Regions from separate parts of the Homo sapiens genome. Here region 1 is linked to region 2. Evidence: read pairs that join two places in POLR2A ChIA-PET (ENCODE). Cell type or tissue: PC-9. All regions are shown on one strand. Links, peaks and the distances in the headings refer to the core of each region. The heading gives the core; the rest is flanking DNA.

Region 1 (5,377 bases), core at 295-5,294, 62 kb after region 2:
ATCATGCTGGTCTCGATCAAGGCCACCGAGAACCCAGAGCAGAAAACCAGGGCTCCCAGGCAGAGGCAAACGGTGGGTCTCATGACCATAGAGTAGCGCAGGGGGTGGCAGATGGCCACATAGCGGTCATAACCCATCAGGGTAAGGAGGAAGCAGTGGCTGCATCCCAGACCCAGGAAGAAAAACATCTGAGCCTGACAGCCAGGGATGGAGATGGCCTGGTCTCCATCAGCAGATGAGCCAGCATGCTGGGGATGGTGACCAGCGTGTATAGCAGGTCTCCGAGAGGGACAGCACCACCAGGAAGTGGTACATGGGAGTGTGGCGGGACCTATCCGCATGGGTGATGGTGATGATGGTGACGTTGCCACCGAGGGTGACCAGGTAGGTAAGGAAGAACAGGGTGAAGAGTGTGTTCCTCAGGTGTGGGAGGTTGGAGAATCCCATCATCAGGAATTCTGTCACCAGACAGGTCCCATTTTCCTGCTGCTTGTAAAGAGACAGAGAGGAGGCAACAGAATAGGTAAAATAGAGTGATTAATAAGGGTCTGCGATGCATCAGGTAGCAGTGTGGAAAGAAAATCATTTCTGGCCAGGCACGGTGGCACACGCCTGTAATCCCAGCACTTTGGGAGGCCAAGGCGGGTGGATCACCCGAGGTCAGGAGTTCGAGACCAGCCTGGCCAACATGGCGGAACCCCGTCTCTACTAAAAATACAAAAAATGTAGCTGGGCGTATTGGTATGCATCTGTAATCCCAGCTACTTGGGAGGTTGAGGCGGGAGAATCACTCGAACCCAGGAGGCGGAGGTTGTAGTGAGCTGAGATCACGCCACTGCACTCCAGCCTGGGGGACTGAGTGAAACTCCATCTCAGAAAAATAATAATAATAATTCCTGTTTTGCAAAAACTGAAAGGGGTACTCAGAAACAATAAGCCCTTTGTTTTCCTAAGAGTCACACAACTAGCAAGTGACTCTTCCACAGATAAGAAAATCAGAGGAATGTATGAGAAAATGATATTTGGTGTGTGGAAGGAAGATGGTAAGTTTGAATTTCTCTAGAAACAGATGCTTGATAAGAATTCAAGAGAAATATTTTATATAAAAGATGATTTCAAGTGACATACATAGGGAAGTAGGACGTGAAACAAGGAAGGTAGATAACCAATACAATGTACATCACCAAGGAAGGTACTGCCGTGGGCCACTGGAATTTAATCTTATGTGCAGAACCGTGGGACGTGTCCAGGAATATACACTTCTATGTTTTTTTACCCAAGGTATGAGGGAGCTTGGGGATATATCCACTCAGTCCCATTAGCCACTGATTGAAGATTTCTCTCAGGAGGCATTAAAGTGCCAGCACATGCCGCTTGCCATGTGTACAGAAAATTCAAAGTCTGGCTCAGCAAGAAAAATAGGAGCAACGGGGATGTAGGTGAGAATTTTACAGGGTCTGCTATAGTCCATGTGAAAAAGAATATCTGGCCAGACACAGTGGCTCACGCTTGTAATCCCAACACTTTGGGAAGCCAAGGCAGGTGGATCACTTGAGGCCAGAAGTTCGAGACCAGCCCAACCAACATGGTAAAACCCTGTCTCTACTAAAAATACAAAAATTAGCCAGGTGTGGTTGTGTGCACCTGTAATCCCAGCTACTCAGCAGGCGGAGGCAAGAGTATTGCTTAAACCCAGGAGGTGGAGGTTGCAGTGAGCCAGGATCATGCCACTACACTCCAGCTTGGACGACAAAGCAAGACTCTGTCTCAAAAAAACCAAAAACCTTAGGAAGGCAAAGGCAAAGACTGCAAAATTGATACCTGAAATAAACCAAATAACACTTTCAGGAGAATGAGGTCAGCAAGATTGTGGAATAGAAGTTTTCTGCCTTTACTTCCTTCAGCTACTGGAAATTGCTGGCAACTGTTCAAAGTGAAGAATGCTATCATTAATATCAAGACCTTAGGAGTGAGGCTGAGATGCCCCCTTGGACTGAAGAATAAAAAAAAAAAATTCATGGTGAAACAGTAAGAGGAATGGTTCTCTCTGACTACACTGTCCCTCCCTGAGGCCAGCAGGACACCATATGCTGAGAGTTCTCCTGGACCCATGGTTTTTGCAGTGGAAGGGATGAGTTGGAAGTGAACATTCAGCTTCTCCATCATTCTGGGATTCTTCACGGGTAGCTTGCTCCTATCTCGTCCCACTTGAAATGTTGAGAATGCCGGCATGGCTGGACACCAGGGGTCAGTTCGGTCAAAGAACAGCGGACGAGGGGCTCACAGGAACCAGTTCACAAGTTTTGGTACTTGCGCTGCATCCCCACCAGCAGAAGTGCCGATATGGTTAGGATATTTGTCCCCACCCAAATCTCATGTTGAATTATAATCCCTAATGTTGGAGGTGGGGCTTAGTGGGAGGTGTTTGGGTCATGGAGGCAGATTCCTCATGGCTTGGTGCTGTCCTCACAATAGTGAGTGAGTTCTTGCAAGATCTGGTCATTTAAAAGTGTGGAGCTATTCCACCCCACTCTCTCTCTCTTGCTCCTGCTTTTGTTATGGGAATTGCCTGCTCCCATTTTGCCTTTCATCATGAGTAATGCTTCCTGAGGCCTCCTCAGAAGCAAAGCAGATGACACCATGAAGCATGCTGGCACCATGCTTCCTGTACAGCCTGCAGCACTCTTAGCCAATTAAACCTCTTTTCCTCATGAATTACTCAGTCTCAGGTATTTCTTTATAGCAATGCCAAGAATGGCTTGCTACACTTGCCACACCATAGAAACTAGCAAACAGCATCATGTGCAAGAAACATGGTGCATGTTATTTTTCCTAACAACATTACCACCCAGCCAGGGAAAACAACATCCAACCATGCCTGATCAGAGACAATTGCAGAGCCCAGCCAGCCGCCCCACATGATGGCAGAGTCCAGCCAGGTGCCCTTACCAGACTGTGGAACACATTCAGAAATACCACTCAACCTCAGAGAACAGGAAGCAACTCAGCCCAGTTAGAGAACCCCACAGCAAAGTCTGCCTGTCTGGAGTTTCAACCAGCCAGCCCACCCAGAATTCCAAACTAAACTAAATAATAAAGGTCTATCACAACCAAATTCCACCTGCAAAGGCTGGAAAGGATGGCTGTCTCCTCAAATGTAAAAGCAACTACGTAGGACACAGGTTTATGTTTTAAAAAACAAACAAAAAAATAAAAAAACAAGGAAACATAACACTACTAGAAAAAAATAATAAAGCTCCAGTAACAGACCCAGAAGAAAAGGTAATCTATAAAATGACTGAAAATGAATTCACAATGATTCTCTAAAAGTTCAGGAGCCTAAAAGAAAATACAGATAGAAAATTAAATGAAATTTGAAAAAACTTTATAAACAAAATTAGAAGTTTGGCAAAGAAGTAGAAACAATTAAAAGCACAAATAGAAATCCTAGGAAGAAAAAAACATAATAACCTAAATAAAAAGTTTGATACAAAGTAGGATTAAGAGTGTAGAGATACTTTATTTCTGTGATCAAAGTTAAGTGGTTATCATCTTAAAATAATCTTTTAACACTATAAGATGTATTTTGCAAGCCTCATGGCAAGCACAAAGCAAAGGCCTATAATAGATACACAACAATGAAAAGGAAGGAGTCAGTGTTCGCTTTGGCAGCACATATACTAGAAATGGAATGATACAGGGATGATCGTGGCCCCTGCACAAAGATGACATGCGCATTCTTGAAGCATCCCAACATAAAACTTATTTTAAAAGGAATAAATCAAAACATATCACTAGAAGAAAGCATTTAAGCACTAAGAAAAAAAAGTAAATGAGGAAGAAACAAAAAGAATACATAAAATAACTAGAAAATAATCAGCAAAATGGCAATAGTAAGTCCTCACCTGTCAACAATTACCTTGAATGGACACGAATTACATTCTCCATCAAAAAACATGGGGTGAAGGAATAGATAGAAAGAGGCACCCAATCATGTGCTGCCTAAAAGAGACTTAATTCACCTGTAAGAAACACAGAATGAAAGAGATGGCATGGAAAAAGATATTCTAGGGCTGGGCATGGTGGCTTACACCTGTAATCCAATGCTTTGGGAGGCCAAGGTGAGCAGATCACTTGAGGTAGGCATTCGAGACCAGCCTGGCCAACATGGTGGAACCCCACCTCTACTAAAAGTACAAAAATTAGCCAGACGTGGTGGTGTGTGCCTGTAATCCCAGCTACTAAGGAGGCTGAGGCAGGAGAATCACTTGAACCCAGAGGCGGAGGTTGCAGTGAGTTGAGATCGCGCCACCGCACTCCAGCCTGGGCAACAAAGCAAGACTCCATCTCAAAAAAAAAAAAAGAAAAAGAAAAGAAAGAAAAATATAATCCACTCAAAGGGAAGCCAAAAAAAGAGCAGGGATTACAATCCTTATGTCAGGAAAAGAAAATAAACTTTAAATAAAAAACTATAAAGAAACAAAGAAAAACATTATATAATGATAAAGGAATCAATTCAGTACAGGATACAACAATTTTAAATATATATGCAACCAACAATGGAAAACATAAATGTATAAAACACATATTCCCTGAGGGATTCATGCCATGAAAAAGTACAAGGCCTTACTTCAAATCTTCAGAAACTGAAGTAAAATGAAACCCCAAGCCAAGAAACTCAGACTCTACTTAAGAAATCCAGATCTAGGCCCGGCACGATGGCTCATGCCTGTAACCCCAGCACTTTGGAAGGCCAAGCAGGCAGATCACAAGGTCAGGAGTTTGAGGCCAGCCTGGCCAATATGGTGAAACCCCATCTCTACTAAAAATAGCCGGGTGTGGTGGCACACGCCTGTAGTTCCAGCTACTCGGGAAGCTGAGACAGAAGAATTACTTGAACCCAGGAGGCAAAGGTTGCAGTGAGCTGAGATCAAGCCATTGCACTTCAGCCTGGGCAACAGAGCAAGACTCCATCTCAAAAGAAAAGAAAAGAAAATCCAGATCTAATAAAAAGCATACTGGCAGACATGCCCTAAATATGTCTGAAACAGGCCTTTTTATGGTGAAGTAAACAACATCAAAGGGAAGAACAGAACCCTTTATAGAGACCGTGATAGAAACTCAATAACATGGAAGACTTCACAGTGAAAAAATAATGAGATATGACTATTTAAGAAGTATAATTACTTAACATGACAAAACATTGTTAAATTGAAACAAATTTATAGGCAAATCACGAACTAGAACAAAGCTGTGATAAATGTTTACCTCTTACAAATTAAGAAAAATGTGAGCCAGGCACAGTGACTCATGCCTGCAATCCCAACACTTTTGAGAGGCCAAGACAGGCAGATCTCTTGAGCCCAAGAGTTTGAGA
Region 2 (5,377 bases), core at 143-5,142:
TTTTTGATAACATTTTCTATAGAGTCATATCAAAAAGAAAGGCTTTTTTCTTCCTGAATATATCTTTTATTCCTCCTTATCTCTCTTCACTCTTCCTTCTATAACTGGTTTCAGAATTCCCAGGAGAGTTCGGATGGGAGACACCAATGTCCTACCTACCATGGCTTTGGGCAAAATAATTTTTTTTCAGAACCACGGACAGTGGCAAAAGTTTGTTCACCCAGTGGGACTTTTTTTTTTTTTTTTTTTTGAGATGGAGTCTTGCTCTGTCACCCAGGCTGGAGTGCAGTGGCACAATCTCGGCTCACTGCAATCTTCGCCTCCCAGGTTCAAGTGATTCTCCTGCCTCAGCCTCCCAAGTAGCTAGGATTACAGATGCCCACCCACCATGCCCAGCTAATTTTTGTACTTTTAGTAGAGACTGGGTTTCACCATTTTTCCCAGGCTGGTCTCGAACTCCCGACCTCAAGTGATCCACCCGCCTCAGCCTCCCAAAGTGCTGGGATTACAGGTGTGAGCCACCATGTCTGGCCACCTTATGGACTTTTTAGGTGGGTTTTTCCCCAACCTTTGGGCTCAAATTGATTTTTTTTTTTTTTTTGAGACAAGGTCTCACTCTGTCACCCAGGCTGGAGTGCAGTGGCATGATCTCAACTTGCTGCAAACTTCACCTCCCGGGCTCAAGGGATCCTCCCACCTCAGCCTCCTGAGTAGTTGGGACTATAGGCACGTCCAGCTAATTTTGTATTTTTAGTAGAGACAGGGTTTCACCATGTTGGCCGGGCTGGTCTCAAACTCCTGAGCTAAATTGATCCACCTGCCTCGGCCTCCCAAAGTGCTAGGATTACAGGTGTGAACCACCATGCCCAGCCTCTGAAAATAATTTTAATTTTAAAAAAATAATGACAGTGGGATTGGCACCTACTCATATCCCCATATGTCCAACGCGAAGTTGGTCTACCTTGTTCTTGCTTTGAAGCTGACCTCCCCACAGAGTTACGATCCAAGAGCCAACAGTCCAACAGCCAATATTATTAGGGAAAGTAATTCTAATATTTACTAAAGCCCCTAGGAGAATTTCAACAAGTATCCTACACACGTTCTGTGTGGCTGATAGGAAGGATTTTTTTTTTAAGAGACAGGGTCTCACTCCGTTGTCCAGGTTGGAATGCAGTGGTGCGATCACAGCTCACTGCAGCCTCAACCTCCAGGGCTCAAGTGATCCTCCCACCTCAGCCTCCTGGGTAACTGAGACCACGGGCATGTGCCACCAATCCTGGCTAATTTTTTTAAATTTTTTGTAGATATAAGGTCTTGCTGTTTTGCCCAAGCTGGTCTCAAACTTCTAGGCTCAAGGGATTCTCCAACCTTGGCCTCCCAAGTAGCTAGGATTATAGGCATGAGCCACCGTGTCCAACTCCAGTGCCAAGCAGGTGATCAAGAAGTGTTTGATAGGCCGGGTACAGTGGCTCAGGCCTGTAATCCCAGCACTTTGGGAGACCGAGGAGAGCAGATCACTTGAGGTTTGAGATCAGTCTTTCCAACATGGTGAAACCCTGTCTCTACTAAAAATACAAAGACTAGCTGGGCATGGTGGTGGGCACCAGTAATTCCAGCTACTCAAGAGGCTGAGGAGGGAGAATTGCTAGAACCCAGGAGGTGGAGGTTGCAGTGAGCCGAGATTGCTCCACTGTGCTCCAGGCTGGGTGAAAGAGTGACACTCCATCTCAAAAAAAAGTGTTTGATAAATTTATTTATTTAATACCGATTTATTGATTGATTGATACTCTTCGGAGCTTTCCTTAATGAGCCAGTTTCTTCCATAATGCAATGAATGAAAGGACCTCTCAGATTCAGGCATCTGAGTGCCCGACTGGAGTCTGGGACCCCCCAGACCTCTCTGCCTGGGAGCTTCCATGAAGCTCAGCCTGAGCTGGAAGGAGACCGTAGGGAGATGTCCTAGTGAGAGTGAATCCCTAGTCACTGTTTCCTCTTCTTACCCACTCGATGATCCCAAAGCACACCCATCTCCAAAAGAACAGGTCACATGTGGCAGAGGAGAAACAAAATAATTAGCATCCGCTTCCTTAACAAGGAGCTATGGGGACGAAGTCTCCTAGAGTCCCCAGACTATAAATACCCTGATGTTCCCCTGGCTCCCCCACTCACCTGCAGAGTCTGGGGGCGGGGGGGTACACATATGAATCCTTCCCATAGACATCAGGCTAACCCCAGCGATCACAGGTGAGTAGCCCCCATGCCCTTCCTAGGGGTTTAGTGCTGACCTCGGGATCCTCTAGCAGTTGGTGGAGAAGGAGGCTTCCCGGGACCCTCCCCTTGGTGATGCCATCCTGGTGAGCAGGTGAGGGATGGGGAAAGGATTGAGCTGAGGGTGGGGGTGGAGGGTTGTGGGAGAGGAATCTGTCTCCTTCCTAGAGGCCGAGAGAGAGAGAAGAGACTGAGACCAAGTCTAGACTCTCTGAGTGGACAAAGCACGCAGACGGCAGACCCTCTGTGGCAGGATATGTGGAGGAAAAGCACTGAGGGTCTGCAGCTGCAGGACACCTGCACAGATAGGAGAGGTCTTGAGAAACAAGTTTCTCCAATGCAGCAGCTCCCCAAGTGTGGTCCCTGGGCTAGAAGCACCAGCATCCTCTGGAAACTATCTAGAAGTGCTGGTTCTTACACCAGACATTTCAGGGAAAGGGCTTAGCTTTTTGTGTATGATGAGTTTGGGAGCGGGGGGGAGGGGGCGGGGGGATTGTTTTGTTTGTTTGTTTGTTCTTTCTGTTTTTGAGACAGGGTCTCGCTCTGTTGCCCAGTCTGGAGTGCAGTGGCATTATCATAGCTCATCGCAGCCTCGACCTCCCAAGCTCAAGTGATCCTCCCTCCTCAGCCTCCCGGGTACCTGGGATAACAGACATATACCACCATGCCTGGCTAATTTTATTTTCGTAGAGGCAGGGATCTTCCTATGTTGCCCAGGATGGTCTCACACTCCCGGGCTCAAGAGATCCTCCTACCTTGGCCCCCCAAGCAGCTGGGACTAACAGGTGTGTGCCACCATGTCCAGCTAATTTTTTATTTTGTAGAGATGGGGGTCTCACTGTGTTGCCCAGGTTGGTCTCTAACTCCTGGACTCAAGGGATTCTCCCACCTCAGCCTTCTGAGTAGCTGGGACTATGGAAGCATGCCACCATGCCCAGCAGATTGTTTTATTTTTTGTAGATCCAGGGCGGGATTGGGGGTGGGGTGGCCTCACTTTGTCTGCCAGGCTGGTCTTGAACTCCTGGCCTCAAGCAATTCTCCCACTTCAGCCTCCCAAAGTGCTGGGATTACAGGTGTGAGCCACCATGCCTGGCCCGCTTTTTGTGTTTTAACAAGCCTTCCAGGTGACCCTGAAGCGTGCTCAAGGTTGAGAACCGCTGCTCTATGCAACCCAAGTCAACAACTGAGGACTGTTACAAATATGTTGCCAGGAAGGGAATCGCAGTATTCTATCCAGCCTAGAGAAAACCAAGCATTGCATTGCAAAAACCTCAAGTCCAACACTAAAAAGCCTCAAAAAGTTAACATAGGGCTTTGCTGAAGGCCTCTTGGGGTTACCAAGGAGATTATGCTGCTAACCTTCCTAAAAACCCCTTTCATCGGCTGGGCGCTGAAATGATGAGATTACTGGGCTCACGCCTGTAATCTCAGTACTTTGGGAGGCCAAGGTGGGCGGATCACCGGGTCAGGAGTTCAAGACCAGCCTGGCCAACAGGCTTAGTAGAGGCGAAACCCCGTCTCTACTAAAAATACAAAAATTAATCGGGCGTGGTGATGCACACCTGTAATCCCAGCTATTCGGGTGGCTGAGGCACAAGAATCACTTGAACCCAGGAGACGGATGTTGCAGTGAGCCGAGATCGTGCCACTGTACTCTAGCCTAGGTGACAGAGTGAGACTCTGTCTCGAAAAGAAACACGTGTAAATGCTTGTAATTGAATATTTTTCCCTTGCACGTGTTGACAGCACAGAATTTAGCTTCGAAATGCCTCATAAAGAGGTGAGAGTGGCCATTCTTAGGGAGGCAGTGGAGTATGAGAGTGAAAATAAGTCTAAATTCAAAGGCGAGATCAGGCACTTGCAAGCTGAGTGCCCCTGGCAGCTCGCTCAGCCCCAGTCTGCTCACTGTAAATTGTAGCTAACACAATCTCCCTGTGGGAGTTATTGTAAGACCTATGCATTAAGAAACTGGCTCCTGGCTGGCTGCAGTGGCTCACGCCTGTAATCCCAGCACTTTGAGAGATCAAGCCGGGCAGATGATGAGGTCAGGAGTTCAAGACCAGTCTGACAAACATGGTGAAACCCCATCTCTACTAAAAATACAAAAATTAGCCATGCGTGGTGGTGCTCGCCTGTCATCCCAGCTACTCAGGAGGCTGAGGCAGGAGAATCTTTTGAACCCAGGAGGCGGGGGTTGCAGTGAGCCAAGATCGCGCCACTGCACTCCAGCTTGGGTGACAGAGTAAGACTCCATCTCAAAAAAGAAAAGAAAGAAAGAAACCGGCTCCTCATCAGGATAAATAGCTAATGCATGCTGGGCTTAATACCGAGGTGATGGCTTGATAGGTGCAGCAAACCACTATGGCACACGTTTACCTATGTAACAAACCTGCACGTCCTGCACGTGTATCCTGGAACTTAAAATAAAATGATAAAATTAAATAAAATAAAAATCATGCTGAGCAGCCAATAGCTGGGGGAAAAAAAAAGAAAGAAACTGGCTCCTAAGAAGGTTTAACCCATTACAGATATCATTATTGCTGAGGGCAAAATAAAAACACCTGTCCCAGCTACTAGGAAGGCTGAGGTGGGAGGAACACCTGAGCTCAGGAGGTACAGGCTGCAGTGAGCTGTGATTGTGCCACCGCACTGCAGCCTGGGTGACAGAGTGAGACCCTGTCTCAAAATAAATTAAATTAAATTAAATAGATCTTGTATTAGATAATTTTGCCTAACTGTAGGCTAACGTAAGTGTTCTGAGCACATTGAAGGTGGGCTAGGCTAAGCTGTGATGTTTGGTAGGTTAGGTATGTTCAATGCATTTTTGACTTATATATATATATATATATATATATATATATATATATATATATATATTTTTTTTTTTGAGACAGAGTTTCGCTCTTGTTGCCAAGGCTGGAGTACAGTGGCTCAATCTCAGCCCACTGCAACTTCTGCCTCCCAGGTTCAAGCGATTCTCCTGCCTCAGCCTCCCAAGTAGCTGGGATTACAGGCATGCACCACAACGCCTAGCTAATTTTGTATTTTCAGTAGAGACGGGGCTTCACCTTGTTGGCCAGGCTGACCTCTCAAACTCCTGACCTCAGGT

The links. Peaks named below come from ENCODE experiments on the same cell type or tissue, not always from the same donor. Only the 100,000 strongest peaks of a DNase experiment are listed, where the experiment ranks them.
Region 1: POLR2A ChIA-PET joins it to region 2 with 7 read pairs; 7 of 35 experiments call an interaction of 5 or more read pairs at or near these places.

The regions. Positions count from the first base shown.
Region 1 is chr19:15,141,559-15,146,935 of GRCh38, forward strand. It overlaps the pseudogene OR10B1P and the pseudogene RNU6-782P. Among named protein-coding and RNA genes, the nearest start is that of HACL2, 18 kb to the left of the region's middle. In PC-9, for the core only: no CTCF peak of the experiment used is centred there; a DNase peak (open chromatin) is centred at 2,723.
Region 2 is chr19:15,080,033-15,085,409 of GRCh38, forward strand. OR1I1 (olfactory receptor family 1 subfamily I member 1) reads left to right here and starts at 2,179. Exons shown (of 2, transcript NM_001004713.2): 1 at 2,179-2,244. In PC-9, for the core only: no CTCF peak of the experiment used is centred there; no DNase peak of the experiment used is centred there.